Regions from separate parts of the Homo sapiens genome. Here region 1 is linked to region 2. A link is an interaction called in ENCODE POLR2A ChIA-PET data of the cell type or tissue named here. Cell type or tissue: PC-3. All regions are shown on one strand. Links, peaks and the distances in the headings refer to the core of each region. The heading gives the core; the rest is flanking DNA.

The links. ChIA-PET counts read pairs that join two places held together with the same protein. Peaks named below come from ENCODE experiments on the same cell type or tissue, not always from the same donor. Only the 100,000 strongest peaks of a DNase experiment are listed, where the experiment ranks them.
Region 1: POLR2A ChIA-PET joins it to region 2 with 7 read pairs; 3 of 35 experiments call an interaction of 5 or more read pairs at or near these places.

What each region holds. Positions count from the first base shown.
Region 1 is chr5:141,881,126-141,898,597 of GRCh38, forward strand. It overlaps the pseudogene LOC729080. Among named protein-coding and RNA genes, the nearest start is that of PCDH1, 11 kb to the left of the region's middle. RefSeq lists an enhancer at 1,313-2,195. In PC-3, for the core only: a CTCF peak has its summit at 8,345 (motif pointing right); no DNase peak of the experiment used is centred there.
Region 2 is chr5:142,054,848-142,067,533 of GRCh38, forward strand. No RefSeq gene overlaps it. Among named protein-coding and RNA genes, the nearest start is that of NDFIP1, 48 kb to the right of the region's middle. In PC-3, for the core only: no CTCF peak of the experiment used is centred there; DNase peaks (open chromatin) are centred at 3,014 and 3,604; H3K4me3 peaks cover 454 bases; H3K27ac peaks cover 2,349 bases.

The DNA.
Region 1 (17,472 bases), core at 6,413-8,912, 170 kb before region 2:
ATAGCTAAGATGCTGTTGCTCAGAATTGTGGTTGGGCTGTTACTGTGTGCTGGACTCTAGCTGGGATGCCTGCAGCTATAACTTTAAAGCTTGGGTGTAGCTAGGAGGCCATTTCCTGGTAATTTTGCTGGACCATTGTTGTGTGGGGGCTGTGGCTGAGACTCTATTGTTTAGGAGATGACAAGCTGTTCTGGGAGGCAGGATACTACCTGAGATGGAAGCTGATGTACTGTTGGAGCTGATCTACTGTTGTGCATAGGGTGGTCCCCAAGTGGCTGTTGCTGGGTCAGTGACGAGCTGGGTGGGGGAAGCCAAGTGAGTCCTGCCTTGAGGTCTGGGAGATGCCAGGAGCTCTAGGCTGGGTGGGGGCTGCTGCTCTGGGGAGGCCTCAGCAGCTGCTCTGCTGTGGAGCTGGAAAGCCTGTTTTCATTACTGTTTTAACTCTTTTTTTAACCTTGTTTTTCTCTCGGCTGCACTTTCGCTCACTCATTAATTTTGGTATTTTTCTCACGGTGCCTCAGCCCCTGTCACGGCTGCCATGGCAACAGGAGGCAGTGTGCTCAGTGCCAAAATATCTGATCAAAAAATAACCAAAATAAGCAAACACCAAGACGACTGTTCTGGGGACTATGGTCAGGGAGAGCCGATGGCTCAGATCCAGGAAACCCTAGGCTCCAGGGTACCTGTTTCACTACCCCTCTCCCCCAGGGAAGCTTTGCTGAACGTTCTGATAACCTAGAAGGCCCCTTTCCAAGGAATCCCCCACAGCACAATCTCCCAGGACTCTGAGATTTCCAATAGTTCCTGTCCAAGGGGCAGCTTTGCCTGAGGTGGGAGCATCGGGAGAGGGTGAGGGCTGGGGATCACTTCCCAGGAGCTGGCAGATGAAGCTTCTAAGAAGCTCCCTCCCTGCCCTAGCCACAAGCATCCGCACTCACTCATTCACCCACCCCTCTTCTGGCCCTTCTTGCCTTAGGCTTATCTCCCTTTCTGTGCACCCAACCCCCACTAGGCCACTTTTGTTTTCTCATAGCCCAACGTTCTGATGGGATGAACAGAGGGGAGGAAGCTGACAGTCTCCAGCCCCCTACCAACTCCTCAGTGGAGGTGCCAGAGAGGGGTACCATAAAAGTAGCTGACATTCCGAGGCCTCTGCCCACCTCTAGCTCACCTTCCTAGGGGAGATTCCTGAACATCCCTGACCACTCACACCGCACTCCAATTTTCCCTCCCACTTCTTGGGAGCCTTCTAGTTCCCTGGAGACCTCCTCTCAAGTGGGCATGTCCCCAGGAGGGGTAAAAGGATAGAGCCTCACATAAGTTAGAAATGGGCAGAGCTCTTGGTACTACCTGTCTCTTTTCCTTCTTCATCCACCACTTTCCCCTCTGAGGAGGCTTGTCTAGATGTCTGGAGCACTGGGAATTGGGGGAATGAGGAGGAGCCCCTCAACTCTGTCTCAGTCACATCACTTAATCACACCTCTCCTTCTGCCCCACCCCTCTGGCAGTGAAGGCTCACTCCCAACAGATCTCCACCCGCTTCCGGGAATGGCCAGAACTCGCCTCCTGCGTCTCTCTTTCCATTTCTATCTTCCCCTCCCCCCAAGAGCTGTAGTGGCCTTGGCCTCCTGGCAGTGCCTTCCCAGCCTGTTTCCATAGAAACTGGGTAGGCTGTGCAGTGCAAGAATCGGAGGGGAGACAGGAGCAGGAAGGAGGGACCAAGCCTTAGGGACAGCCCCCGATGAAAGGACCGAGAGAAACGGGGAGCTGCCCCATGCAAACTGAGGGTGGGACCCCGATTTGGGGAACCAGGCGGGATGGAGCGTGGAGTGGGGGGAAGAGGTAGCAAAAGCTTGGTAGCTGGCTTTGCTGCCTCCTGAGGAAGGGGCACAGAATCTCCCCTTCCCTGCCACAGGTAGTGGGGGTTCCTCCCTCCCCACCCCCTTAAAATCCTTCTTTACCAGGAACTGCCTGATCCAGATGAATCTCTTCTCCGGGGCCCACTAGTCTCTAAGAAAGGGACCATGGAATTCCTTTCTTCCCCGAAGAGCTCCCCACTCTCCCTGACCAGAGTCTCCTTGATCTGGAGGCTGGGCAGCCCCCGGGGACCCGGTGGCCGCCGCTGACCCCGTGGCATGCGGCTCTCAAAGGCCCCATTCATCTCTGGGGGCTGAAGGCGCCATTGTCCCCAGCGGGGGGTGGTGTGGGGAGTGAAGGGGTCTGGACTCAGAAGGAAGGAATGCGTCTGGAGAAGTTGCCCCCGGGGCTCCAGTCTCAAGGTCCCCACCAGATCTCCATCGGGACCCTTTCACGACCCCGAGCCCTTTCCCCAGGAGCTCCCAGCAACCTTCGCGCTTCTCCGGAGGGTGGGGTCTGCCGCGGCGCGGGGGCAGCCTCACCCCACCTCACTGCTGGACTCCGGAGAACCATTTCTGGGACCGGGAGCTGTCCAGCGCCTCGGGTCCTGACGGACCGCTGATTCGCCTAGGTGCCATCGGACAAGCGGGTGCTCAGAGCCAGCTCTGGTGGCTCGGGAGCTTTCCCCCAACCAGGCTAAGACCACTAAACCACGCCTGGCCCGGATGAGCTTGGATGCAGCTCCGAACGTGGGGATCCATCGGTGCTGAGAACTGACCTAGGGAGCACCTTGACCCCTGCCCTATCTGGGCACAATTGAAGGGCCAAGTGCCACCAGCCCACTTTCCTGGAACCCTGTCTCAGACTTGGGCAGGAAGAAGAGCCATGAGAGGTCAGGCCTTGCCTCTCCCCGCGTTCCCCATCTTTCTCTGTGCCTCTGTTTCTGTTTTCCTCCGGCTCTCCTCCCTCCTCCTCTCTTTCCTTCCCTGCTGGGTTGGGGGCTGCTGAATTATCATTTCTCAGCTCTGCTAATGTGCTCCCCGCTGCGGGAAGGGATCATAATTCTGGGAGATGATTAAGTTTCAAATTGTTTTTCTTTGTGTTGTTGAAGATGAGGCTTTAATATGGTCCTTCCTCAGCCCGGGAGCCTGCCCCCATTCCTCCACTCCTAGTACTCTCCTCACTAATAGGCTAGGTTTGGTACCATGTCTTTTGTGGTCCTTGCCAAACTTTTATGTGTATGGGGTGGTAAACGAGAGGGGTATAGACCTACCCTTTACTCAAAGGGGAATTTTTTTGTTTTTGTTTTTTTTTGTTTTTTTTGAGACCGAGCCTCACTCTGTCGCCCAGATTGGAGTGCAGTGGCGCCATCTCAGCTCACTGCAACCTCTGCCTCCCGGGTTCAAGTGATTCTCCTGCCTTAGCCTCCCGAGTAGCTGGGATTAGAGCTGCGCGCCTCCACGCCTGGCTATTTTTTTATATTTCACTAGAGACAGGTTTCACCATGTTGGCCAGGCTGGTCTCGAACTCCTGACCTCAAATAGTCTGCTCGCTTCAGCATCCCAAAGTGCTGGGATTACAGGCATGAGCCACTGTGCCTGGCTAGGAATACATTTAATATAGTGGTGAGAAACACTGGTTTGGAAGTCGGACAAGTCAACATTTAAATCCTGACTCTGCCACTTACTACTCAGGTGACCTTGGATGAGTTACTTGAACTGTCTGAGCCTCCGTTTCTTCATCTACTAAATGGGGATACTGTGAATTACCTCATGGAGTGTTGGTGAGGATTTAAAGTGATAAATCATGTAAAGTGGTTAGCCGGGTGTACAGCTTATGGTAAAACTCAGTGAATGTTAGTAGATATTACTACCCACATACCTTACCCTGTTTGATCCTGCTTCCCATAGCCTTCCTGACTTTGTTCTTCTGTTCAATGTTTATCTAATGCCTACTGTTTTCCAGGTACTGTACAATAGAGAGTAAGTTATCCAGGAGTGAGGAAGTTGGCTTTCTTACCTATTTGTTCCTCAAACACCCCTTCCTTTACCTCCTTCCTTCCTTCCTTTCAACTGAAGTTTACTCTCATTTTACCCTCCCACCGGCTTCCAGTTCTTCCTGCATTGTTCCTACTCCATTTTTCCTTCTTTCACTGATGTCTTATCACTTCACTTTGATTCTTATCCTCCTAATACACATACATTTTTTCACCTTCTACATTATTCTTCATCCCATTTGGGGCCATCATAGTGAAAAAAAGGGCTGAATTTTCAAACTAGGAAAGAGAATTCTGTCATGCTGTGTGTATGTGTATATGTGTGTGTGTGTGTCTGAGGAACACACACATTAATTCACATTCAACAGTAACTCTATAGCTGACTTCTGAACTCCTACGTTTGAACTGTGTGCTTGTTTGCCTCTCTATCCCCTCTATTTAAGCTCTTAAAATACAAGTCTATTTCTTTGCCTGCCTACCTGTCTGCTCTGTCCTTGCCTCTCTCTCTTTTGGAATTTGTTGTTTTAAACATCTTTATTGAGATACAACTGATATACAAAGAACTACATGTATTTAATATGTATGATTTGATGAATTTGGATGTCTTTGTTATATTCTAAATGGGAATGCTTACTGGTTGTTAGTATGAGAAGCTGATTTATGATAATGTGTTTTTGTGTTTGCTTAACTGGCCTCCTACCTATCACCATACTGGTGATGGGTTCAGGATACACTACACCAAAATGTGGCAACTTGACATTTGAGAAAACAGCAGAAGCAGGAAGGTCCCTCTCCCTTCTTCCTGGAAGTGGGCCAAAAACCTCTGACCGTCTTCCTCCTTTTCTCCTGAGGTAGAACATAAAACCCTAATTCCAGAGGTATCCTCCCCATACCCAGAGGAAAGGAGCATCCTTGTCCTCAAGTTACACAGAGTTACTAAGTAGAATTTGAACAAAGAGACCTTGCTAAGTTTTCTCCAGTTCACTACCACTAGACTATACCTCCTTTGTCCAGTCATACTTCTGCTTGCCTGTCCACTCTTAATAAGAATCCCAGTCTGGCCAGGCCTGGTGGCTCACTCCTGTAATCCCAGCACTTTGGGAGGCCGAGGTGGGCGGATCACAAGGTCAGGAGTTCAAGACCAGCCTGACCCACATGGTGAAACCCCATCTCTACTAAAAATACAAAAATTAGCAGGGCGTGGTGTTGCACACCCTGAAATCCCAGCTACTCAGGAGGCTGAGGCAGGAGAATCGCTTGAAGCTGGGAGGCGGAGGTTGCAGTGAGCCAAGATCATGCCACTGCACTCCAGCCTGGGCAACAGAGCGAGACTCTGTCTCAGAAAAAAAAAAAAAAAAAAAAAAAAAAGAAAAAGAAAAGAAATCCCAGTCCATCCATTAGGGGCTTTCCTCATTTTTTTCCTTTTTTTTTTTTTTTTTTGAGACAGAATCTTGCTCTGTCGCCCAGGCTGGAGTACAGTGGCACGATCTTGGCTCACCGCAACCTCCACCTCCTGGATTCAAGCGATTCTCCTGCCTCAACATCCCAAGTAGCTGGGATTACAGGCGCGCATCCCCACACCTAGCTAATTTTTTGTATTTTTTTTTGGTAGAGGCAGGGTTTCACCATGTTGACCAGGCTGGTCTTGAACTCCTGACCTCAGGTGATCCACCTGCCTTGGCCTCCCAAAATGCTGGGATTACAGGTGTGTGAGCCACCACACCTGGCCCAGCTTTCCTCATTTTAATCTTCATTGTTTGGTTACTGCTGGGAAAGTTCCATCCCAGTAGCACCAGTTTGGTGTCACAGATTAGTGGGTATGTGACTGGAAGTGTCTTACATTTCTACATTTCATGGGAAATTGGAGAAACCATTTTCATAAACAGCATCCTTTACCACCTGTGGCTCTGAAGGCCTTTGTTTTCTTTAGGCTATCTTTGGGGGTGGTTCTGGATCTTGGGAGGACTGAATCTTTTTGTACCCTCTTTTGAGGATATCTCTTTCATCCATGGTTAAGTCATAAAATATTTATTGGTTTTGGGCCAGGCACGGTGGCTCATGCCTGTAATCTCAGCACTTTGCGGGGCCAAGACAGGTGGATTGCTTGCGGTCAGGAGATCGAGACCATCCTGGCCAACATGGTGAAACCTCATCTCCACTAAAAATACAAAAATTAGCCAGGCATGGAAGCGTGCATCTGTAGTACCAGCTACTTGGGAGGCTGCAGCACGAGAATCGCTTGAACCCAGGAGGCAGAGGTTGCCGTGAGCCGAGATGGTGCCACTGCACTCCAGCCTGGGCAACAGAGCAAGACTCTGTCTCAGAAAAAAAAAAAAAAAAAAAAAAAGAAAGACTTATTGGTTTTGGTTCTGAGTCAATTGATTGCTGTCTTTGATTGAAATAAGAAAAAGGATATTTGAAAGTTTTTAATTTGTTTATTTTTTAATTTTAATTTTTTTTTTTTTTTTTGAGATGGAGTGTTGCTCTGTCACCCAGGCTGGAGTAGCTGGGACTACAGGCGCCTGCCACCATGCCCGGCTAATTTTTTGTATTTTTAGTAGAGACGGGGTTTCACCATGTTAGCCAGGATGGTCTCCATCTCCTGACCTCGTGATCCGCCTGCCTCAGCCTCCCAAAGTGCTGGGATTACAGGCATGATTTAATTTGTTTTTTAAAGAGCTTGGCCGGGCGCAGTGGCTCACACCTGTAATCCCAACACTTTGAGAGGCTGAGGCGGGCGGATCACGAGGTAAGGAGATCGAGACCATCCTGGCTAACACCCTAAAACCCCATCTCTACTAAAAATACAAAAAATTAGCCAGGCATGGTGGCGGGTGCCTCTAGTCCCAGCTACTTGGGAGGCTGAGGCAGGAGAATGGCATGAACCCGGGAGGTGGAGCTTGCAGTGAGCCCAGATCACGCCACTGCACTTCAGCCTGGGCGATAGAGTGAGATTCCGTCTCAAAATAAAAATAAATAAATAAATAAATAAATAGCTCTATGGTGGAAAGTTGGTTTAATTGAAAGTTGGTAGGCTGGGTGTGGTGGCTCACACCTGTAATCCCAGTACTTTGGGAGGCTAATGTGGGCGCGTAACGAGGTCAGGAGATCGAGGCCATCCTGGCTAACACTGTGAAACCCCGTGTCTACTAAAAATACAAAAAAAAAAAAAAAAAAAAAATTAACCGGGCACGGTGGTGGCAGGCCCCTGTAGTCCCAGCTACTCAGGAGGCTGAGGCGGGAGAATGGTGTGAACCCGGGAGGCGGAGCTTGCAGTGAGCCGAGATCGCACCACTGCACTCCAGCCTGGGCGACAGAGCAAGACTCCGTCTCACCAAAAAAAAAAAAAAAAAAAAGAAAGTTGATATTCGGAATATATATATATATATATATATTTTTTTTTTTTTTGAGACAAGTTCTCGATCTGTCACCCAGGTTGCAGTGCAGTGGTGTGATCTTGGCTCACTGCAACCTCCACTTCCCAGGTTCAAGCGATTCTCATACCTCAGCCTCCTGAGTAGGTAGGACTACAGGGGTGCACCACCACGCCTGGCTAATTTTTGTATTTTTAATAGAGACGGGGTTTCACCATGTTGGCCAGGCTGGTCTTGAACTCCTGACCTCAAGTGATTTGCTCGCTTTGGCCTCTCAAAATGCTGGGATTACAGGTGTGAGCCACCATGCCTGGCCCAGAATATATATATATATATTTGTTGTTGTTGTTGTTGTTGTTGTTGTTGTTTGAGACGGAGTCTTGCTCTGTCACGCAGGCTGGAGTGCAGTGGCACAATCTTGGCTCACTGCAAGTTCCACCTCCCGGGTTCACGCCAGTGTCCTGCCTCAGCCTCCCGAGTAGCTGGGACTACAAGTGCCTGCCACCACGCACAACTAATTTTTTTTTTGTATTTTTAGTAGAGATGGGGTTTCACGGTGTTAGCCAGGATAGTCTCGATCTGCTGACCTCGTGATCTTCCCACCTCGGCCTCCCAAAGTGTAGGCATTACAGGCGTGAGCCACTGTGCCTGGCCCAGAATATATGTATTTTAAGGCATTTCTGTTCTGTCTATTGAACCCTGCTTTTCTCATGGGAACTTCTCGGTTGACTGACCCTTTGCCCCCTTCCCAAACTCCTTCTGACTATATTTTCTGTCAACTCTCTCCATCTCCCTCTTTCTTCAGCTTCATTGCCTCTTTGGGAAGCGAAGATCCCCCCAGACTAGTTCCTCTAAGACCTCTTCTTTCCATTTACTTCTGCTTTTCCTTCCTCCTTTTGCTTTGGTCTTCTTTCAGTTCCCTTGAATTCTTGATATGCCACCTTTCTCCCTTCCCTCTCCAGAACCTCAATTACTGGAACTTTAGGTCTCCGGCTCTCAAGATACTCAGAGACTCCTGAAAGTAACCACTTGAGGCTAAAAGAGAGAAAGAAAAATACTATTTGGAAACAAAAAATGGATGTTTGTCTACTTAGATGGGCTTTGGAGGCCGACAGCCACTAGATGTCTCCTCAGTCACTCACCTAAAATTAGTCCATAGCCTCCATAAGATTAACCTCTGATAATAGACAAATATGCCTCCAAAACTTGCATTCTTTTTCTGTGCCATTGAGTTGTAAATTTTCTACCCTGTCTTCTTTAGAACCTAATAGTTACCTTTGGGAAATACAAACTTCAGGGAGGGAATTGTCATCAGAAAAAAAAAAAAAAAAGAGCTATTTGAAACCAGGTAAGTAAAAAATCTTAAAAGTCTTTCCCACAAATATTGGTAAAAAACTTTAGACAACTGAGAAGGTAATCTTAACTTGTTATACCTGCCAAAAACACAATTTAGATCTAGCCGTTTATTTTATAAATTAGTGTGTTTTGAATTATTGTACCTGGCACATGGCTAACATGTTAAAAGCTGTAAGATCGGCTGGGCACAGTGGCTCACACCTGTAATCTCAGCACTTTGGGAGGCCGAGGTGGGCGGATCACGAGGTCAAGAGATCGAGACCATCCTGGCCAACATGGTGAAACCCTGTCTCTACTAAAAATACAAAAATTAGCTGGGTGTGGTGGCATGCGCCTGTAGTCCCAGCTACTCGGGAGGCTGAGGCAGGAGAATCGCTTGAACCAGGGAGGTAGAGGTTGCAGTGAGCCGAGATTGTGCCACTGCACTCCAGCCTTGTGACAGAGCGAGACTTCGTCTCAAAAAAAAAAAAAAACCTGTAAGATCTTTGCCATCTGTCCATATGTTTACATATGTATATGTATTTGTATGTTATGCATAGCTGGTATTTTTCCTACCTCTGGATAGTATTATCACATTTATTTATAAAATTCCTTAAAGGAATTCTACTCAAATTGGTCTGGAAATAAATGAGTGCTTGTATAAAGTATTCCTAAAACTCTCAGAAATGTAGAGTCTAAGCCAGGTGTAGTGGCATGATCCTGCAGTCTCAACTACTTCAGAAGCTGAGGCAGGAGAATCTCTTGGAGAATTCCTTGAGTCCAGTAGTTCAAGACCAGCCTGGGCAACATAGTGGCCTCATCTCTCTCTCTGTCTCTGAAAAAAAAGAAAGAAACAGAAACTAACCCCAAGCTTTTTTGAGTTTAGATGACTTGGGTAAATTTTCTTCCTTCCTTCCTTCCTTCCTTCCTTCCTTCCTTCCTTCCTTCCTTCCTTCCTCTCTCTCTTTCTCTTTCTTTCTTTCTTTCTTTTTTCCTTTCTTTCTTTTTTTTTTTTTTTGACAGAGTTTCACTCTTGCTGCCTAGGCTGGAGTGCAATGGCACTATCTCAGCTCACTGCAACCTCTGCCTCCCGGGTTCAAGCGACTCTCCTGCCTCAGCCTCCCAAGTAGCTGGAATTATAGGTGCCTGCTACCAAGCCCAGCTAATTTTTTGTATTTGTAGTAGAGACATGGTTTCACTATGTTGGCCAGGCTGGTCTTGAACTCTTGACCTCGCGATCTGCCCGCTTCAGCCTCCCAAAGTGCTGGGATTACAGGCGTGAGCCACCACGCCTCGCCAACTTGGGTAAATTTTCAAGAAATAAGATTAGTTTTTAAATTGTTCGTAAAAGAAAATCAGAAACGTCTTCAGAATTGTTAGCATTAAATATAATGCAGGCATACATTTTTTTCCACTTGGGTTTACTAGTCAAACAAGCTTATATTATCTCCACTTATATATTTAACTTTTAGTTTCTTTGCTTCTGTGGTATTTTTGATACTTGCCTAATTTGTCAACAAGAAAAATAACTTAAGATGGTGGCTAGCTTTGTTTAATGTCTCATGAAATTTTCATGAGTAATTTAATTCAAGCATAATTGTTAAGAACAAGTGAATTAAATGAGATATAAGTGGGATAAAAGCTTATAAATAATCTTTTCCAACAACAATTACGTTTTATAAAACATTTCCAGTTAAAAATAATTCCAAAATTTTTTTGGCAACTTCAAGCTTAAAGTTATACTAAATTAAAATGAGTAACAAACATTTATCAAATGGGTCATTTCTATGTAAGATATAATGCTGAAACATTAATCACTGAACATGAGTTTATCTACTTTTGCTTCTTATTTCAGAAGAACGAAATATATTTGGGTCTCAGTAAAAATGTTCTGTGCCACATTGAAAAATTGTATTATGGAGATGCATGTATTTCTAGAAATTATGAAATGGTGTTAATCTACAGAATGTTGGTATGTGACAGTTCACAATTGCTTACTTCTTAGTTTTCACTAGAAATTAAGGATACTAAAATTTAAAATTCAAATTAATATATGGAATTAAAACTATTAGAAATTATAAGTGTAACAACTCTGTATGCAAATAATGCAAGGAAAATAAGATACATTGTTGGTAAGGAAAATTATAAGGCATGAGGATGTGTTTTTCTGTTAGGGGAAAAACGAGTAATTAATTCTGCCATAAAGTAGAATGACTGATCTTCCCAGAATGAGAAAGAGAAAAATGTAGGGAAAGAAATGTTGATGGATATATATATATATTTTTTGTTTGTTTTTGAGATGGAGTCTCACTCCGTCATCCAGGCTGTAGTGCAGTGGCATGATCTCAGCTCACTGCAACCTCCGCCTCCCGGGTACAAGCGATTCTTCTGCCTCAGCCTCCCAAGTAGCTGGGACTACAGGTGTGTGCCACCACACCCGGCTCATTTTGTATTTTTTTAGTAGAGATGGGGTTTCACCATGTTGGCCAGGTTGGTCTCAAACGCCTGACCTTGTGATCTACCCGCCTCAGCCTCCCAAAGTGCTGGGATTACAGGCATGAGCCACCACGGCCGGCTTGATGGATATTTTTAAATGGTTGTAATGGGTTTGAGGAAGGAAATCTTAGGAAAGGAGTCTTATCTGGTATGATCAAAGCTATCTGAGACGGGATAGATTTATTCAGAAGACATTTTTAAAATTAGCCTTAGCATTAATAGTACACTGATGCAAAACTAGAATTTGGTCTCCTCTGTCAAAGACAAAGTTTTGGCTGGGTGCAGTGGCTCACGCCTGTAATCCCAGCACTTTGGGAGGCCGAGGCGGGCGGATTACCTGAGGTCAGGAGTTCGAGATCAGCCTGCAACACAGTGAAACCCCATCTCTACTAAAAACACAAAAATTAGCCGGGTGTGGTGACACATGCCTGTAATCCCAGCTACTCGGGAGGCTGAGGCAGGAGAATCGCTTGAACCTGGGAAGCGGAGGATGCGGCGAACTGAGATCACGCCGTTGCACTCCAGCCTGGGCAGCAAGAATAAATCTCCATTAAAAAAAAAAAAAAAGAAAAGAAAAACAAAGTTTTTTTGATGGGGGGTATATTGGTTTGCTTTTGATAAGAGATTATGAAAAGTTTTTTCATTACCTTTTAAGTAATTGGCATAGAAAACAAAGGTTTTGTGAGCTATCAAAATAATTTTTGGTGCTTCACATGGTCTCCACTAGGTCTTTGATTACTTAAGAAAATGGAGTTCTCTCTATTAAAAGAACTAAAGGTTTGTTTTTAAAACTATGTAACCTTCTGTACTTGCCTTTAAAATATTTTGTTGCCACTTTGATTAAATAGATAACAAATAACCTGATTTAATCAAGAGTTTTACACCTTTTGATATTGTTGACAAACTTCCCCAAATCAAATTCTAAATTAAATCTTTTTGACCTCAATCTAAATTTGGGAGCTTTTAGAGGGCCTCTGGAATATCTCAAAATAATTTATTTTCTCTCCTTATAGAAAGAGAGATATTAAACTAATTTGGCTTATTTGTGTTTTTTTGTTTGTTTGTTTTTGTTTTTTTGAGATGGAGTCTCACTCTGTCGCCCAGGCCGGAGTGCAGTGGCGCGATCTGGGCTCACTGCAAGCTCCACTTCCCGGGTTCACGCCATTCTCCTGCCTCAGCCTCCCGAGTAGCTGGGACTACAGGCGCCCGCCACCTCGCCCAGCTAATTTTTTGTATTTTTAGTAGAGATGGGGTTTCACCTTGTTTGCCAGGATGGTCTCGATCTCCTGACCTCATGATCCGCCCACCTCGGCCTCCCAAAGTGTTGGGATTACAGGCGTGAGCCATAATTTGGCTTATTTGACATGTTAAATTTACACGGGAAACATTGTCAACTAAGAAATGATGTTTAACGTTCTTTGAATTATATCTGTATGGGTATATTATTAATGTGTGTTCCAAAAACTGTATAAAATTCTTAAAAATCTGATATGTTCTCATATAATGTTTTCGGTCATAATTTTAGTTATGTTAAAATGTTTTATCCCACAGGAATAATCAAATTTCTTCATCAGGCCAGGCGTGGTGGCTCATGCCTGTAATCCCAGCACTTTGGGAGGCCGTGGCGGGTGGATCACGAGGTCAGGAGATCGAGACCATCCTGGCTAACACGGTGAAACCCTGTCTCTACTAAAAATACAAAAAATTAGCCACTTGCGGTGGCGGGCTCCTGTAGTCCCAGCTACTCAGGAGGCTGAGGCAGGAAAATGGTGTGAACCCGGAAGGCAGAGCTTGCAGTGAGCGGAGATCGCACCACTGCACTCCAGCCTGGGCGACAGAGCAAGACTCTGTCTCAAAAAAAAAAAAATTTTCTTCATCAATTTTGTTATTATTACAATGAACTCTCATATTTTTAACCATGGCCAGTTTTTTTTGTTGTTGTTGTTATTCACAGACAGTTGTTTTACTATTATTCTTGTCCGAAAGTATTTGCAATCAACTATTGTCCAAAATTGCTTCTTCTTCAAGGACATTCATGAAAAAGATTTTGACAAGTACCCTGGAATAGAATGCAGGTTCAGGTTTCTGATAACTTAAAAATCATACCACTGCACTGGGTAAGAATTTTCAAAACTCTAATGAAGAAACTGATAAATTCATGAAACTGCTAAGCAAGATCAAACAGAACAAGATTTGATTACATGGGACTGAATAAACTAATGAGGATGATTTTGGGGGATGACTTTTTGGCTGAAACATTGCTGGTTCTTTAATGTTTTGTTTTCCATATTTAAGAAAACTTTTTTTTTTTTCACTTTTAAGCTATCTATAGCTTACAGCCACTTGGTAAAGTATACTTTTATAAGTATACTTTATTCAATTTCAATAAGAATTGAAGTCATCACTTTTTCTCCTTACCTGATTCCTCCAGAATTCAGAAACTATTAGTGAGTATCCTTATTTTTATGGCAATATAGTTATCTGCATACGTTCAAAAAGAATCTGTTCCCCTTGTAGCAGAACACATTGGAATTATTGGCTATATTACCAAGGCTTTGACTGGAATGCCTATTTTCAGATATAACCAGAATACTTTAAAGAACTAAGGCTGACTTTATTGATCTAGTAAAGCCTCTTAGGAAAAACTGGCTTGGTAGTCTGCATACATGGTTCCCTTACATGGTTCCCCTATGTGGTTGCCTTACAGGTAAGTAAGTAATGCCACTTTTCGACAGGCCCAGGAAACTCAGGGTATTTGGGGACTTCAAGAAGAGAGGAATTCGGCCAGGCGCACACACCTGTAATCCTAGCACTTTGGGAGGCCGAGGGGGGCAGATCACCTGAGGTCAGGAGTTCGAGACCAGCCTGGCAAACATGGTGAAACCCCGTCTCTACTAAAAATACAAAAATTAGCCAGGCATGGTGGCGGGTGCCTGTAATCCCAGCTACTGGGGAGGCTGAGGCAGGAGAATTGCTTGAACCCGGGAGGCAGAGGTTGCAGTGAGCCGTTGCACTTCAGCCTGGGCAACAAGAGCGACACTCCCTCTCAAAAAAAAAAAAGAGAGGAATTCACCCAAATCTATAGGTATTATAGGCAAAGTATGATGAGAAATCCTTGGTTTGGCTTCCTAGACTTGAGTCAGGTTTTAAAAGTCCAATTTGAGATTCCTTATGAAAAATTCCAGCAAAGCAAACTTAAATGAGCCTTTAGGGCAATCACTATTTTGCTGCACTTATGCAAATAATCAGGTTAAGTTTAATGAGATTGGGCCTATTTTGCAAACAAATTCATCTTATTTTGATCATCTTTGGTAGAAACAGAGGTGACTGTAGGTTTAAAAATTACATTTCAGAAGAAAACTAAAGTTTATCTATTATTGAATTCTAGTCCTGTTCATGTTTTTGAGGTTTTGTTTTGTTTTGTTTTGTTGTTGTTGTTGTTTTAATGAAGAAGTATTTTATTATTTTGCTGCAAAGCTGTTGCTTCACTGTATAAAAATAGCACCACCAAAAAATTCAGTGTATTGTAAAATTAAGATAGTGGTGTTCCTCATCTGACACTGTACAAGCAACAAAAACCTCTTCACTTCCAGTTATTTCCAATGGAAAGATCATTAAGTATTTCATCCCAAATCCAGGTATGGATACATGCAAGTTACAATATTATTAAAGCTTAAGAATAACAATGTTATCTTTGAATTTTGTAATGTTTATAACTAGTTTTTACCATGGATAATTTCATGAATTCTGAACACTAGAGCCTAGTCTAAAAATCATAGGATATTGTGAAAAAGACGCATATTCTATTTATCTATAATCATTAGAAAGTTAAAGGGCATTTTCTTTCATTAGCAGTGTTAACAGTAGTTTTTTCTTCCCCATCGGTAATGCTAAAAGTTGCTATTGTAAGTCTATCCACCACTAATTTAAGACAACTCTGCTGGGTTGCGTTATTTCATACTAGTTTATTTAGGAGTTCCATTTTCACTCCTCAATAGATTTTATGTATTTCTCATAAGCTTCTTCACTCATAAGTTCATCTAGTTCTGAAGGGTTACTCAGTGTCATCTTGATCTGCCAACCATCTTCATAACAAGATTTGTTTACAAGTCCTGGATTTTCTGCAAGAGCTTCATTAATTTCAGTTACTTCTCCTGATAAAGGAGAACAGAGTTCACTAGCAGCTTTCACACTTTCCAAAGCACCAAACTCATCTTGTTTGTTCAATTTTGTCCCAACTTCAGGCAGACTATAGTAAACAACATCTCCCAAAGCTTCCTGTGCCAAATTGCTGATTCCCACTGTTCCAATGCCATTTTCTGTTGTTACGCATTCATGTTTCTCTGTGAATTTACGCACCCAGAGCAGAGCGGGTCCAGTGCGCAGCGTACGGACGGCGTCCACACCCAGCTGCCAGGGCCTTGGCGGGCAGGGCGCGGCGGGTGACGGGACGGCGTGCAGGGTGCAGAGCAGGGCCCGCACGCTCCGCACCACTCACAGCGCCATGTTCGCTGCTGTTGTTGTTTTTTGAGACGGAGTCTTGCTCTGTCGCCCAGGCTGGAGTGCAGTGGCACGATCTCAGCTCACTGCAAGCTCCACCTCCTGGGTTTACGCCATTCTTCTGCCTCAGCCTCCCGAGTAGCTGGGACTACAGGTGCCCGCCACCATGCCTGGCTAATTTTTTGTATTTTTTAGTAGAGACGGGGTTTCACCGTGTTAGCCAGGATGGTCTTGATCTCCTGACCTCGTGATCCAGCCGCCTCGGCCTCCCAAAGTGCTGGGATTACAGGCGTGAGCTACCTCACCCGGCCCTGAGGTTTTGTTATCTACCTATAATCTGGACTGGATCTTAAATTCTTCTAGTTTCCTCCAATATCTGGTTATCACTCTCCAAACAATTTCCAATTTTTCTCCCACCTTATGACTGAGAATCACTAAAAATTAAAACTGCCCTTTTTCCAAAGCCCTGCAAGCTAAAGCTGGACAACTTCATATAGACTTTAGAGAAATCACAACAGCCATATATGAACAATTTTTGTACGTGTTGCTCTATGTGCTACTCAGAAAGTTCCCCAGAACACCTCATGCAAACTGCAAACCAGGAAAATCTATCAGCTTGTCACTACTTGTCCTCATTCTACCATCTCAAGATGCTTTGAGCTCGAATCTAGAAATTTTTTTGACTGGCTGTCTTCCGGACTCAAAAACTGAGTTTATGGATTGCTCTAATTGTTAATGTTTGTTTTTCTATTGTTTGTCTGGAAATGCCTCTTATTAAATGCCTGATTGATTACACTACATAGAGGCCTAACTTTGGTAGAAGCCTGACTGCAATACCCCCTAACAACTGGAATAAGATACAACTGTTAACTATTTAACTGGACTGAGTTATTCCTGGAACTGAGAGATGGTTCAATGGGTTATGCAATAATCTTCCAACTCAGTTTTTGGGCTGTGAGGCCTCTTGGGAAAGTTTCAGACAGGAGAATGATGGGGTTCAGGATACCGTACTCCAAAATATGGCAACTTGGCATTTGAAAAAACAGCAGAGGAGAACCACTCTCACCTTTCCCTCTCCCTTCTTCCCGGAAGCAGGCCATAAAACCTGGGAAGGTTGGCCGGGCGCAGTGGCTCATGCCTGTAATCCCAGCGCTTTGGGAGGCTGAAGCTGGTGGATCACCTGAGGTCGGGAGTTCAAGACCAGCTTGGCCAACATGGTGAAACCCCGTCTCTACTAAAAATACAAAAAAAAAAAAAGTAGCCGGGCATGGTGGTGGGCACCCGTAATCCCAGCTACTTGGGAGGCTGAGGCAGGAGAATCACTTGAACCCAGGAGGCAGAGGTTGCAGTGAGCCGAGATCACGCCACTGCACTCCAGCCTGGGCGACAGAGTGCAACTCCATCTCAAAAAAAAGAAAAGAAAAAAACCTGGGAAGGTTACTCTCTGACCTTCTCCCTCCTTTCTTTCCTGAAGTAGGTCATGAAATCCTCATTCCAGAGATACCCTCCCTATACTGAAGAAAAGGGACTTCCTTGTTCTTGAAGGCAGAAGAATCTGAACAGGACTTGCTAAGTCCCCTACCACCAGTTTATTACCATTAGATCACACCCCTTTTGTCCTATCATACTTCTGCATGAGTGACCACTTCTACTCTTCCTCAAACCTAAGCCTAAATAAATACACAAGTTTTCCTGTTTTGGGGGGGTCTTCATTTCCTTATGAAGGCTCCTGTGTCATGTAAACCTTATATTAAATACATTTGCATACTTTTCTCTTCTTAATCTGTTTTTTATTATTGGAATCTTGGCCATGAACCTAGAAGTGGATGAGAAAATAAATCTTTTCTCTCCAACACAACACTGACTTTTTTTTTCTTTGTTTCTCCAAGGAGTCAGTCATTTCACAACTATTTG
Region 2 (12,686 bases), core at 2,279-4,778:
GCCAGGCAGAGGCAACAGAGATGAGTGGTGGAGAGAGAGCCATAGAAAGAGGGCACCAGGCTGGGCGTGGTGGTCCATGCCTGTAATCCTAGCACTTTGGGAGGCTGAGGCCAGCAGTCACTTGAACTCAGGAGTCTGAGAACAGCCTGGGTAACAGGGTGAAGCCCTGCCTCTACAAAAAATATAAAAATTAGCAGAGCGAGCTGGTGTGCGCATATAGTCCCAGCTACTCAGGAGGCTGAGGTAGGAGGATTGCTTGAGCCTGGGGGGCAGAGGTTGCAGTGAGCTGAGATTGTGTCACTGTACTCCGGCCTGGGTGACCAAATGAGACATCGTCTAAAAAAAAAAAAAAAAAGAAGAAGAACAACAACAACAACAAAAGGGGCACCCAAAGAAACAAGAGAGGGAGGGAAGGGAGGGGTTGGGGGGTGGAGTGGGGGGGGGAGAGAGAGAGAGGGAGAGAGAAATTTACCCTGAAGTCTTTGTTCCTATAACTCCCCCTTAAAGTCTATAAGCTACCCCATTATCCTTCTAGCTACATAAGTAAATAAATTCTCTTTTTGCTTCAGACCACTTGGATTTGAGAGAGTCCTGATTAATTGTCTCTCCAGGAGGCTCTTCTTGAACTGCAAATGTGTTATCTAGAAGGGATGACACATGGAATCAGTAATGTTGATGAGCTTTTCATATAAGCTGTGAATAGTACATAGAACAGATAAGTTTTGACAAGGAAGATAAAGTAAGGGCATTGCTAGAGAAATCAGGCATTGTAGAGAAGGGCAGAACCCCTGAACACTGCTGGTAGAAATGTAGAGTGGCGCAGCCACTGTAGAAAAGAGTCTGGCAGTTCCCCAAAAGATTATACATATGTTACCATATGCCCAGCAATTCTACTCCTAGGTGTATACTCAAGAGAACGGAAAACATATTTTCTTTAATTTTTTTTTTTTTTTGTAGGGCTGGGGCTCTTGCTGTGTTGCCCAGGCTGGTCTCAAAAGCCTGGGTTTAAGCGATCCTTCCACCTCGGTCTCCCAAAGTGCTGGGATTACAGGTATAAGCCACAGCATCTACCCTGGAAACATATTTTCATACAAAAACCTGTGCATAAATGTTCACAGCAACATTACGTATAATAGCCAAAACAGTAGAAACAATCCAATTGCTCATCAGTGAATGAATGTATAAACAAAATATGGTTTATCCATACAACAGAATGTTATTCAGCAATAAAAAGGAATGAAGTTTTGATACATGCCATGACACAGATGAACTTTAAGAATATCATGCTAAGCAAAAGAAGCCAGTAACAAAAGGCAACAAATTGCATGATTCCATGTATATGACATGTCTAGAATGGGCAAATCCATAGAGACAGAAAGTAGATTAGTGGTTGCTGGGGCTAGAGAGAGAGAGGAATGGAGAGTAGCTGCTAATGGATATACAGTTTCTTTTGGGACATTAAAATGTTCTGGAATTAGATAGTAGTGATGGTTGTACAATCTTGTGAATATACTAAAAAACAGTGGCATGTATACTTGAAAAGGATGAATTTTGGGTACATGAGTTACATCTAATCCAACTCTTTTTTTTTTTTTTTTTTTTTTTTTTTGAGACAGGGTTCAACTCTGTTGCCCTGGCTGGAGTGCAGTGTTGCAATCACAGCTCACTGTAGCCTCAATCTCCTGGGCTCAAGTGATCCTCCCACCTCAGCCTCCTGGATAACTGGGACTACAGGCATGTGCCACCATGCCCAGCTAATTTTTCTATTTTTGTAGAGACAGAGTTTCACCATTTTGCCCAGGCTGGTCTTGAACTCCTGAATGCAAGTGATCCGCCCGCCTCAGCCTCCCAAAGTGCTGGGATTATAGGCGTGAGCCACGGAGCCTGGCCTAATTCAATTTTTTTTTTTTTTAAGTATCATTGCTCTTCTTATTCTGATCATTCCCTTTTTTATATCACAGTATCCAGAGTACATTTTGTGGTTTGACTCTGATTCTCCTTTAGACATCCCTCCCCCAGCCCCACTTCCACACTTAGTCCTCCAAAATACTTAGAATCTTTGGGACACTGCCTGGTATGAATAAGATCTGGGGCTAATTTCCCTTTCAAAGGAGCTGGACCCTTTTTTACTCGCTCAGCTATTTTGCTGGGGGTAAAGGACCGGTCTTATCAACTCAAAAGGGACAGGCAGCAGTGGACTGAAACTAATCCACAATTTTGTTTAAATTTACTTGTCAAAAGCAGAAATATTCAATTTCATGGATACTCCCAATTCCCTGCACTGGGAGCAGACTTCCAGGAAGCAATTATGTAGTATAAAACGTAATGGGCAACAGGGGGTGCCTGGTGAATTATTCATAATCTGATAATGATTTTAACCCATTTTTAACATGACCTGCTATTGGTGTTAGCTTCTGGAAAGTTCTCAAAGTAAACAACACAGAGGTTTTCTTTAGTTATGTTTATATAACCATAAACCTCCTGCCTCTCCCTGAAACTACCTGAATAATTAAAATCAAAAGAGGCCTGGGGACCCTTTTCCTGCCCAAGTCTACAAGGCAGAGGTAAAGGCTGCTTTACGGCCTTCATCTAGCACAGCCATCACTGCTCACTGCAGCCTTCTCAGGGAGGTTGGTGTGGCATCATGCCCAGCATAGTGCCTGGCACCAAGAAGGCACACAATACTCATCTGTTTTTGATTGCTGAATGAATGAATGAATGAATGAATGATAGAAAGAATGAGATATTTGTGCTAAGGAAGAGTTGGGCCAGTCGTTTTGCTGCTTACCAGCTGATCTGAGCAAATGTCTTGCCCTCAATTTCTTTATCTACAAAATGAAGACAATAATACCTGCCCTGCTGAGTTACTGGAAGAATTTGAGAAGATAAATGCTCAATAAGCAATAGATGTTATTATGGTCTCTCTTTCTAATAGCAGCCCTATAACTTCCCCACATTTGATTAACTATGAGTCAGCAGAAGCTTACTTAGGAGCCAAAGTTTCCCCAACCTGGCTGTGTATCTGAAACACCTGGGGAGGTTTGTAAGACATAAATTTGCAGGTTTTTCCTCCAGGGATTCTGATTCAGTATGGATTCAGTAGGGTGGGGCCAGAGAATGTATTTTTTTAGTTTTGTTTTTAAAATTAAGGTAAAATTGCAAACCATGAAATGCAAAAATCTTCAGAGTATAACTGGATGAATTTAAACAAATGTATACACTTGCATGTCCAACACCCCAATGAAATATAGAACATTTCCGTGACCCCAGAAGATTTCCCCTTCTGCTCAACCCCTATCCTGCATAGACAACCACTGTTCTGATTTCTGACACCACAGAGTACTTTTGCCTGTTCTTTAAAGTAGTATTAATGGAATCATACAATATGCATTCTTTTCTGTTCACAGTTTCACTTACATCAAAAAAAAAAAAAAGAAAAAAATCATTTTTCTATGTGCCTGGTTTCTTTTGCTTCTCTTATGTTTCTGGGAATCAGCCATGTTGCTGCGTGTGTCATATCAACAGTACAGTCCTTGTTACTGCCAAATCATATTCAGCTATCTGGCTATTTCTCAATTTGTTTATCTCTTCATCTATATGGGCCTTTGAGGTTTGTTTCAGGCTATCATGAATAAAGCTACTATAAATATGTTTTCATTTATCATGAGTAAATACCTAGGAGTGGCTGGGCGCAGTGGCTCATGCCTGTAATCCCAGCACTTTGGGAGGCCGAGGCGGGTGAATCACCTGAGGTCAGGAGTTCGAGCCCAGCCTGACTAACATGGTGAAATCCTGTCTCTACTAAAAATACAAAAATTAGCTGGGTGTGGTGGCAGGCACCTGTAATCCCAGATACTCAAGAGACTGAAGGAATTCTGTGGTGCTTCCAAGGGAAAGTGGGCAGGGCCCAGGAGACTCCTCAGACTCAGGAAATGGGAAAATGGGAGTCAGAGTTAGGTCCCATACCTGTGATGGGAGACAAAAAGTTGTCAAAATACAACCATTTTATTCCAAGGGTCATGCTGGCTGTTGGCTCAGGAATTATATATATATACACACACACACATATATATATACACACACACATATACATATTTTTTTTCCTTTTTTCTTTCTGAAATTGCATTTCCTTTTGGGACTATTACAATTTCTCAGTAGGGGAGAAGACATTGGGTAATCAAAGTGATGCTGTGGTCCAGTATTTCCCAAAGGGTGATACAGGATGGTTTCAGAGGTTATAGAGATAAATATGATTAAAAGTAAGTGTTATAAGCTGGGCGTGGTGGCTCACGCCTGTAATCCTAGCACTTCGGGAGGCTGAGGCAGGCAGATCACTTGAGGTCAAGAGTTCAAGACAAGCCTGGCCAACATGATGAAACCCTGTCTCTACTAAAAATACAAAAAAATTAGCCAGGCATGGTGACACGTGACTGTAATCCCAGTTACTCAGGAGGCTGAGGCTGGAGAATCACTTGAACCCAGGAGGCAGAGGTTGCAGTGAACCAAGATTGTGCCACTGCACTCCAGCCTGGGTGACAGAATGAGACTCTGTCTCCTAAAATAAAAAAGTGTTCTAGTACATAGTGGTAAAAATAAAACTAGTACATTAAATATGTGATTTCTTGGACATACTGCCTGGCATGAAGCCAAGTTGAAAAGCGAATTCAATTTTCAGAAGCATACTAAGTATATAAAAAATACAGGTGACACCCAGGTATGACAAAAATTATGATGGTGGATATGAGTGGCTGAGATGATAGAAAATTACACCAGTCAAACCATGCATTTAACAGATGAGGAATCTGAGGCCCTGCCATGCAAGAGACTTACTCAAGGTCAGACCTCATCAGGGCTAAAAACAGATGACAAAATTCCCTGGTTCCTGGCCCAGTGCTTACTCCAATATGCCTGCTACTGCCCTCTTGTGAGAAGGGGAAGAGATCTCAACACCCATGCAGCCTAGCCCCTAGATTCAAAGTCAAATGCATTTTCAGAAATAGCCTGCAGTTTGCTTAGAGTTAATAAGGTAGAAGGAGATTTCTAAGGAATGAACACCAAGATCTTGGTAATTCTCTTCATATGAATTCTCTGGGGGAGCAAAGTGTGCATCTGGGTTCCTACCACTGCCTCCCATCCCTCCAGAAGACTGCAAATGGCCCCTCGGACAAAGCCAGCAGACCCATGCTTGAGTGCCCCGGGCAGAGCGTCTACCCCTGCATAGGCCCTGGGAGGCCACATAGAGGGCCTTGATTGTTCATAGAAACCACTTCAAGCAGCTGGAAAGGTGTAAGGGCACACCTTCTCAGATGCCTGTCTCAAATTCTTTTTCTTTTCTTTTTTTAAAAATTATTATTTTTTTAGAGTTGGGGGTCTTACTGTGTTGGCTAGGCTGGTCTTGAACTCCTGGGCTCAAGTGATCCTTGCCCTTGATCTCCCAAAGTGCTGGGCTTATAGGCGTGAACCATCATGCCCAGCCTCAGATGCCTGTCATCTTTGAATCTTTATGGATCCAATAGGGAGACTCAGAGGAGATGACTCTTAGAATTTTAGCATTTTCAGATCCCATAGCTCTGAGAGGCAAAAGGGTAGGCTCTGGAAATGCAAGCATGCACTTGAACTTCTTCAGCTGGAAAATAGAACCCACAATGGGAGTGACTCTCTCCATGTTTCATAAGTCTTTCTCTTCTCCCATCTGTGTCTCTTGCTGAGGTGTCCCCCACCTCTACAGTCTGGGAGCCATTCATTCTTCCTTTGTGTTACTGTCAGGGTTTGGGCTGGTATGTAGCTTGTTGAACCCATCCCTCAAAGGAAGGCTAAGGGATCTGAGCATGCAGCACTGATCTAACCCCAAAGGATATATAGTGAGTTATACCACATACAAGTTTTTCCCAATCAACCTTACAAAAGCTCAGCATTGAGGGGAGCAGCCCTTTATCCTGGGGCCACATCAGGATATATGAACTCTCCCACTCCCACTCCTGTCCTTGCCATGGTTTGCATGTGTCTCCCCAAAAAGCATTGTATTGGAAACTTAATCCACGGTGCCACAGTGTTGGGAGATGGGGCCTAATGGGAGATGTTTAGGTCATGAAGGCTCCACCCCCATGAATGAATGAATGCCAATTATAAAAGGGCTTGAGGCTGCAAGTTCCATCTCTTGCTCTTTGGCTCTCTCCCACACTTTCTTGCTTTCCACCTTTTGCCATGGGAACAAGAAGGCCTTTGCTACACTCAGGACCCTTGACCTTGGACTTCCCAGAACAGTAGAAATAAACCTATGTTCTTTATAAATTACTCAATCTTAAGTATTCTATTGTAGTAGCACACAACAGACTAAGATAGGAGACATAGTAAAATATAACACATCTAAGTTTCCCCAATCAACCTTACAAGAGGGGGAAAGCACTTTATTGAATATTGAGTGGGACAGCACTTTATCCTGGGGCCACATCAGAGTGCATGTGTGAACCCTGCTCCATCCCACCTCCTGTGTTTGCTGTGGTCTTTGGGAATAGGACCCCTAAGAATTTGAGAGCAGATAAATTTTAAAAAATAACTACAGCTCCAAAGCTTCTCCTGTCCTTTGGAGGCTCACAATGAAGATTCCTTTGTTTAGCAAAGCACTTAATGTATTTTGAGACTATGCCAAGGTAGGCTCAGGAGTTTGATTTGGATGGAAGCTGAAAACTGAATACTTCTGCATTAGAAAGTAACAAGGAATTTCAGGGTGCACCCTGGGGGAGAAGTCAATGAGCAAACAATGCAACATCCTTAGTCTGAGCCCTGGAAGACTGAGAAATGATTCTGTTGGAGCATAAGTTGGTCTTGTGAGCTATGGGATGTTCCCCATCTGTCACCCCCAGACCTTCAGTAAAACCTGCTGTATACAGTAGCCTGGTGTTGGTGGTGACTTGGGGTCATGCATGAAGTGAGTGGGACTCACTTGAGGTCAACCTCAAAGACTGACCTTAAGAGTCGGGACTGAGGCTGGGTGCAGTGGCTCACACCTGTAATTCCGACACTTTGGGAGGCTATGGTGGGAGGATGGCTTGAGCCCAGGAGTTCAAGACCAGGCTGGACAAGGTGATGTGACCCTGTTTCTACAAAAAAAAAAAAAAAAAAAAAAAAAAAGCCAGGCATGGTGGTGCATGCCTGTAGTCACAGCTACTCCGGAGACTGAGGTGGGAGGATCACTTGAGCCTAGGAGTTCAAGGCTGCAGTGAGCTATGATCCCGCCACTGCACTCCAGTCTGGGCAACAGAGCAAGACTCTATCCCCACAAAAATTTTGTTTTAATTTTTAATTTTAATTTTTTGCATGTTCTCACTTATTTTTGGGATCTAAAAATCAAAACAAACTCATGGACATAGTAGGTAGTAGGGGGAAGGCGGGGGTTGGGTAATGGGTACAAAAATAGAAAGAATGAATAAGACATACTATTTGATAGCACAACAGGGTGACTCTAGTCAATAATATAAATTTTTAAAAATTATATATTTATTTATTTATTTATTTTAAAGAGTTGGGACTGAGCTGGAGCATAGGCCATAAGATTGCCTCTCAGGAGCAGAAGTGAGACTGTGAAAGTAAGAAAGCAGGGGTAGGGCTGGGTGGGATGAGGTGAGGGAGTGAAGGGCACATACCTAGGGGAGTTTCACTTTGCAAGGGTGTTCTAGATGCTGGGATTGTCTGCCTTCTGCAACCACAGAGGGCTAGCCAGAAACCAGGGAGCCTCCTTGTCTGTACTCTGATCCCATCCTTGGGCTTAGTTGATTAGTCCAGGTATGGGAACCTCTGACCTGGGCCATTAAGCCTCTTCCCTTGGTTTCTGTCTCTTAGACTTCAAGAATGCTTGAGGTCAGGCTGTCTCCCATGACTGAGGCAGTGAAAGGTAAAATTCATAGGATCTGTCCACAGCCATGCTTTCTGTCATGTGGGAAAAGCTAGCCGGGCATGGTGGCTCAAGCCTGTAATCTCAGCACTTTGGGAGGCCGAGGTGGGTGGATCACCTGAGGTCAGGAGTTCGAGACCAACTCAGCCAACATGGTGAAACCCTGTCTCTACCAAAAATATAAAAATTAGCCAGGTGTGGCAGCGGGCGCCTATAGTCCCAGCTACTTTGGGAGGCTGAGGCAGGAGAATCGCTTGAACCCGGGAGGTGGAGGTTGCAGTGACCCGAAATCATGCCGTTGCACTCCAGCCTGGGTGACAGAGTAAGACTCTGTGTCAAAAATAGTAATAATAGTAATAAAATTTAAAAATTAAAAGAAAAGAAAAGCTGCTGCAAGGAGAGGAAAGGAAGCTGACGTCTGAGAGGGATGCAGAGAGAAGAGACGATAACTGAGTCTTGGTGACTTTCAGGCCTCAGAGCTCCAGCTGCAGCTCTGCCCAGAGCACCCTTTTCCCTAAGCTGCTGAACTTTGGTCTCTGCCACTTGCATCCAAAGTGCCCAATGGACACCAAGCACCTCCTCCTCACCCCCTTCATCTGGTGAACCCCTCTGGCTGGAAGTGGGGAGCTTGAGTGAGGACAGAAGCAAGTGTCCATCCCAGAATTGGGGTCCCTCATTTCTTTCTCTTCACCGTGCTTAACATGATCCAAAATTACATGTATTTACTTAATTGCTTACGTGTTTACATTGATCACCCCTGCACCCCCCAAAAATGTAAAGTTCCATTTTGTCTTGTTTAACTTGGTATCCCTAGTGCCTGGCACATCATAGGTGCTCATGAGTCATTGAATGAACAAATGAATGTACAAAGAAGATGGCTTGAAATCAGACCACTGAGACCCCCAACGAGGTCACAATTGCAGGAGAAACATCTCAGTGCCAGGCACTGAGCCTGGGATGTTTGAAATTTCTGTGCCCAAGCTGTGTGCCCTTTGGGGCGTGTGTGTATGCTGGGTACAAGGCCAGATACACAATCAATGCTATAGAAACCACAGATAAAGGGCCAGGGAGCTGAGTGTGACAATGGGCTGTTGGGAGAAGTTCCATGCAGATTACAAAGGGTTCAGAAAGGACAGGGGCATTGAAAGGCAGCTGTAATTAGAAAGCATAGGCATTCAAAGCTGCCTGGAGGTCAGAGGGGCTGGGCTGGCAGGCTGGGGAGATCGGGCAGGAAATGGGCACGGAAGCCCTGCAGTTCAGGGCTGACATAATTGGACAGAGAGCGGCAGCCAGTTACCATGGTAACAGCCAATCCGAGTGGCCGCGTATGTGGCAAGGAGTCAAGGTTTCTAAAGAAGGGGCTAAAAATGCTGCCTTTGTTCCCACTTTGAGCGAGTTGCCATCAGATCCCTGTGGGGGTGACGTGGCATGGGGACAGAGCCAACAACTGCTAGCCACCATGGCTGGGAGGGAGCCACGTGAGGACCCAGGGGACTGGCTGGGGCTGGGGAAGCTAAATATGTCATTCCATGGAGCTGGCTGTGCCTCCCAACATAAAGCAGCGGCCAATGGCCTGGGATTCAGAGTCTGAGAGTCCAGGGCTCAGATTGCAGCGTGGCCTCTTAGCAGCTATGTGACCTCAGTTTCCTTACATACAAAATGGGACTACTAACACCTTTTTCGCAGGGCGGTTGTAAGGATGGAGAGAAGTGATGCATGTCACACATTCACTTAGTGAGTGGTAGATGCTGTTGTTGTTATTCTGACAGACAACAACAGCAGCTCCTCCAAAAGGCTCTTAGCTTCTGGGGAGTAAAAGGCAGGTTTTGCTTCTTCAGGAGTTTCTTTAGGGGTACCAAAAAGGCAGTTGATAGAAACTAAAAAACTCCAGGAGGTGACCAGCTAGACTAACCAAGTGGTATTTAAAAAGAAAACATTCTTTAGGCAGGCTTGAGAGCTGTGAGATATCAGAGAATCCTGCTCCTTTGTTCTTTTGTCCAATTTGTGGGCCTGGACAGGACACAAAGACAAGGCCATCCCTCCCCTCTCCTTCCACAGTGCGGAGAGAAAGCAGAGAAGATCCTGACATGAGTGCTTCCTGAGACTTTTTTTTTTAATTTTTTTTTTTTTTTTTTTTTTTGAGACAGAGTCTCTCTCTGTCCCTCAAGCTGGAGTGCAGTGGCGCGATCTTGACTCACTGCAACCTCCACTTCCTGGGTTCAAGCAATTCTCCTGCCTCAGCCTCCCAGGTAGCTGGGATTACAGGTGCAGGCTGCCACGCCCAGCTAATTTTTTGTATTTTTAGTAAAGACGGGGTTTCATTATTTTGGCCAGGCCAGTCTCGAACTCCTGACCTCAGGTGATCCACCTGCCTCGGCCTCCCAAAGTGCCGGGATTACAGGCGTAAGCCACCACGCCCGGCCTTTTTTTTTTTCTTTAACTTTTAAGTTCAAGGGTGCATGTGCTGGTTTGTTGCATAGGTAAACATGTGTCATGGGGGTTTGTTGTTCAGATTATTTCATCACCCAGGTATTAAGCCTAGTACCTGTTAGTTATTTTTCCAGATCCTCTTCTTAAGATTTTCAAGTGAGGAAGTGAAATGAGGGTGGAAAGGCAGAGGAGGGTGCTTTGCTTAGAGACCAGGACAGGTCAGAGACAGGGCATAGGCACAGCTGTGGACTGACCACCCCCTGCCTCCCCAGCCAGAAGTGCCGGGAAATGCAGACATCCCTATTTGGACTCTGGTGCAGTCCTCTGTTGCTATGGCAACTCAGGGGCTCTGTGGTTGGTGGAAGAAGGCAGTGGCTGTGTGGAAATCGGCATTGGAGGCAGCAGCTGTGCCCTTTTGCTCCAGCAGTCTGGGTATTTCTGATGGGGGCAGGGTGGGGATACTCCCTCTGCCATCTCAGGAAGCCACACAGGAGACCCCTGGACTCCACGGCCAATGCCTCTGGCTCAGATCAGCTCCCACCCAGACTCCCTCACAGGGAGGAACCAGGCTTCTGTATGGAGTGGCAATTCCCTTGGCACCCCTACCTTGAGTATCTCCTCAGACCATATATTCCCCTGGGATTTCCTCTTCATTTTCCTCATTGATTCATTCATTCATTTGTTCATTCATTCAGCAAGTATATACCGCACAAAATGCTGGGCCAGAGCAGTGAAAAAGACAGACGAGGCTCCTGCCTTCAGGGAGCCTCCAGTTTAGTTGGGGAGAACACAGCACACAAATAAGTAGAAAGAGAGAGAGACTCAGATGCTAATAAACAGGCGACATGATCCAGAGAAATTAAGGCTGGACTGATTTAGAATGAATGGTCAGGAAAGGTCTTTCTGAAGTTGAGAAGGAGCTACAGGTGTTGGGAGTGGTCCAAGGAAGAGCAAGTGCAAAGGCTCAGAGCGGCGGGCCATGGCATTAGGGGCAGAGAAATGAGGGGGTCAGGGGCAGCAGCAGAAGCCAGGGCTGGAGAAAGGCGGGCTGGGATAAGCAGAGCCTTGTCATGGAGTCTGGTTTTCACTCTGAAGGCAATAGGAAGCACTGGTTGCCTTTAAGCACAAGAGGGGAGTGATCCCACTGATGCTTTTAAATGCTCCCTCTGCTAGCCTAGGGGACAATGGACTTCCTGCAGGAAGGCAAGAGTTGAAGCAGGGGACCCATGAGGAAACCACTGCGCTGGCCCAGGTGAGAGCTGAAGGGCTGCCTGTGCTGGTATGGATGGAGACAGAGGATTTGCAGGTAAGCCCAGCAGGACTTGCTGAGGGACCGAGGGTGGAGGACAAGGAAAAGGGGACTCAAGGATGACTCCCAGAGTCTGATTGAAACTTGGGTGAGTGGAGGTGCCATCTGTGAAGGGAGGGATGATAGCAGAGGCGGGGGAGAAATTGCACTGCATCTCAGCTCTGTTGGCCTGGATGACACATTCAAGTTATCCAAGAGCATCTTTCATTTTCACCATGAAATCCCTGAGAACTGAAGCATTTTATAAGCAACATTTCTAAAGTGTTAAGTCGAAAGGAAGCTTTCTTACAACACACTAACAGGGAAGAAAGTAATTATGTTAAAAGCTAACTGTTGGATGTCCTAGGTTGGTGGCACAACTCACTTAGGGCAATACCTGCTCTTTTGTAAGATAAACACCTTGATGGGTCATTTTCCGGTGTGGAAGGTGAGATCCTCTTGGACATGATGTGAACTAACTTACTACCTGCCAATCTCTGTGTTCACTGTTTTCAATACATTCTAATTTAACCTCTGTTTTTTATATATTATAATAATAATAATTGTTATTATTATTGTTATTACAGGTGTGAGCCACTGCACCCAGCCAAGAGGAAAATGTCTAAATAAATTATAGTATGTCCATACAATAAAATAGTAATGTGATCATTGTAGAGAATGAAATAGATCTATATACTTTAAGTGGGATTATGTCTAAAACAAAATGTTAAATGAAAAAAGCAAGTTGTAGAGTACACAGAATATGGTCTCATGTAGGAAAACAACAAAAATGACCTCTCCATTAAAAAAATAGTCTCAAGGCTGGGAGCGGTGGCTCGTGCCTATAATCCCAGAACTTTGGGAGGCCAACGCAGGCGGATTGCTTGAGCTTAGGAGTTCGAGACTAGCCTGGGTGACATGGGGAAACCCCATCTGTACACTTGATCTTATCCAAAAGGCCAAGAAGCATTGGGAATCCCATCTCTAAAAAATATTAGCTGGGCATGGTAGCATGCACCTGTGATCCCAGGTGCTTGGGAGGCTGTGGCGGGAGGATTGCTTGAGCCTGAAAGGCGA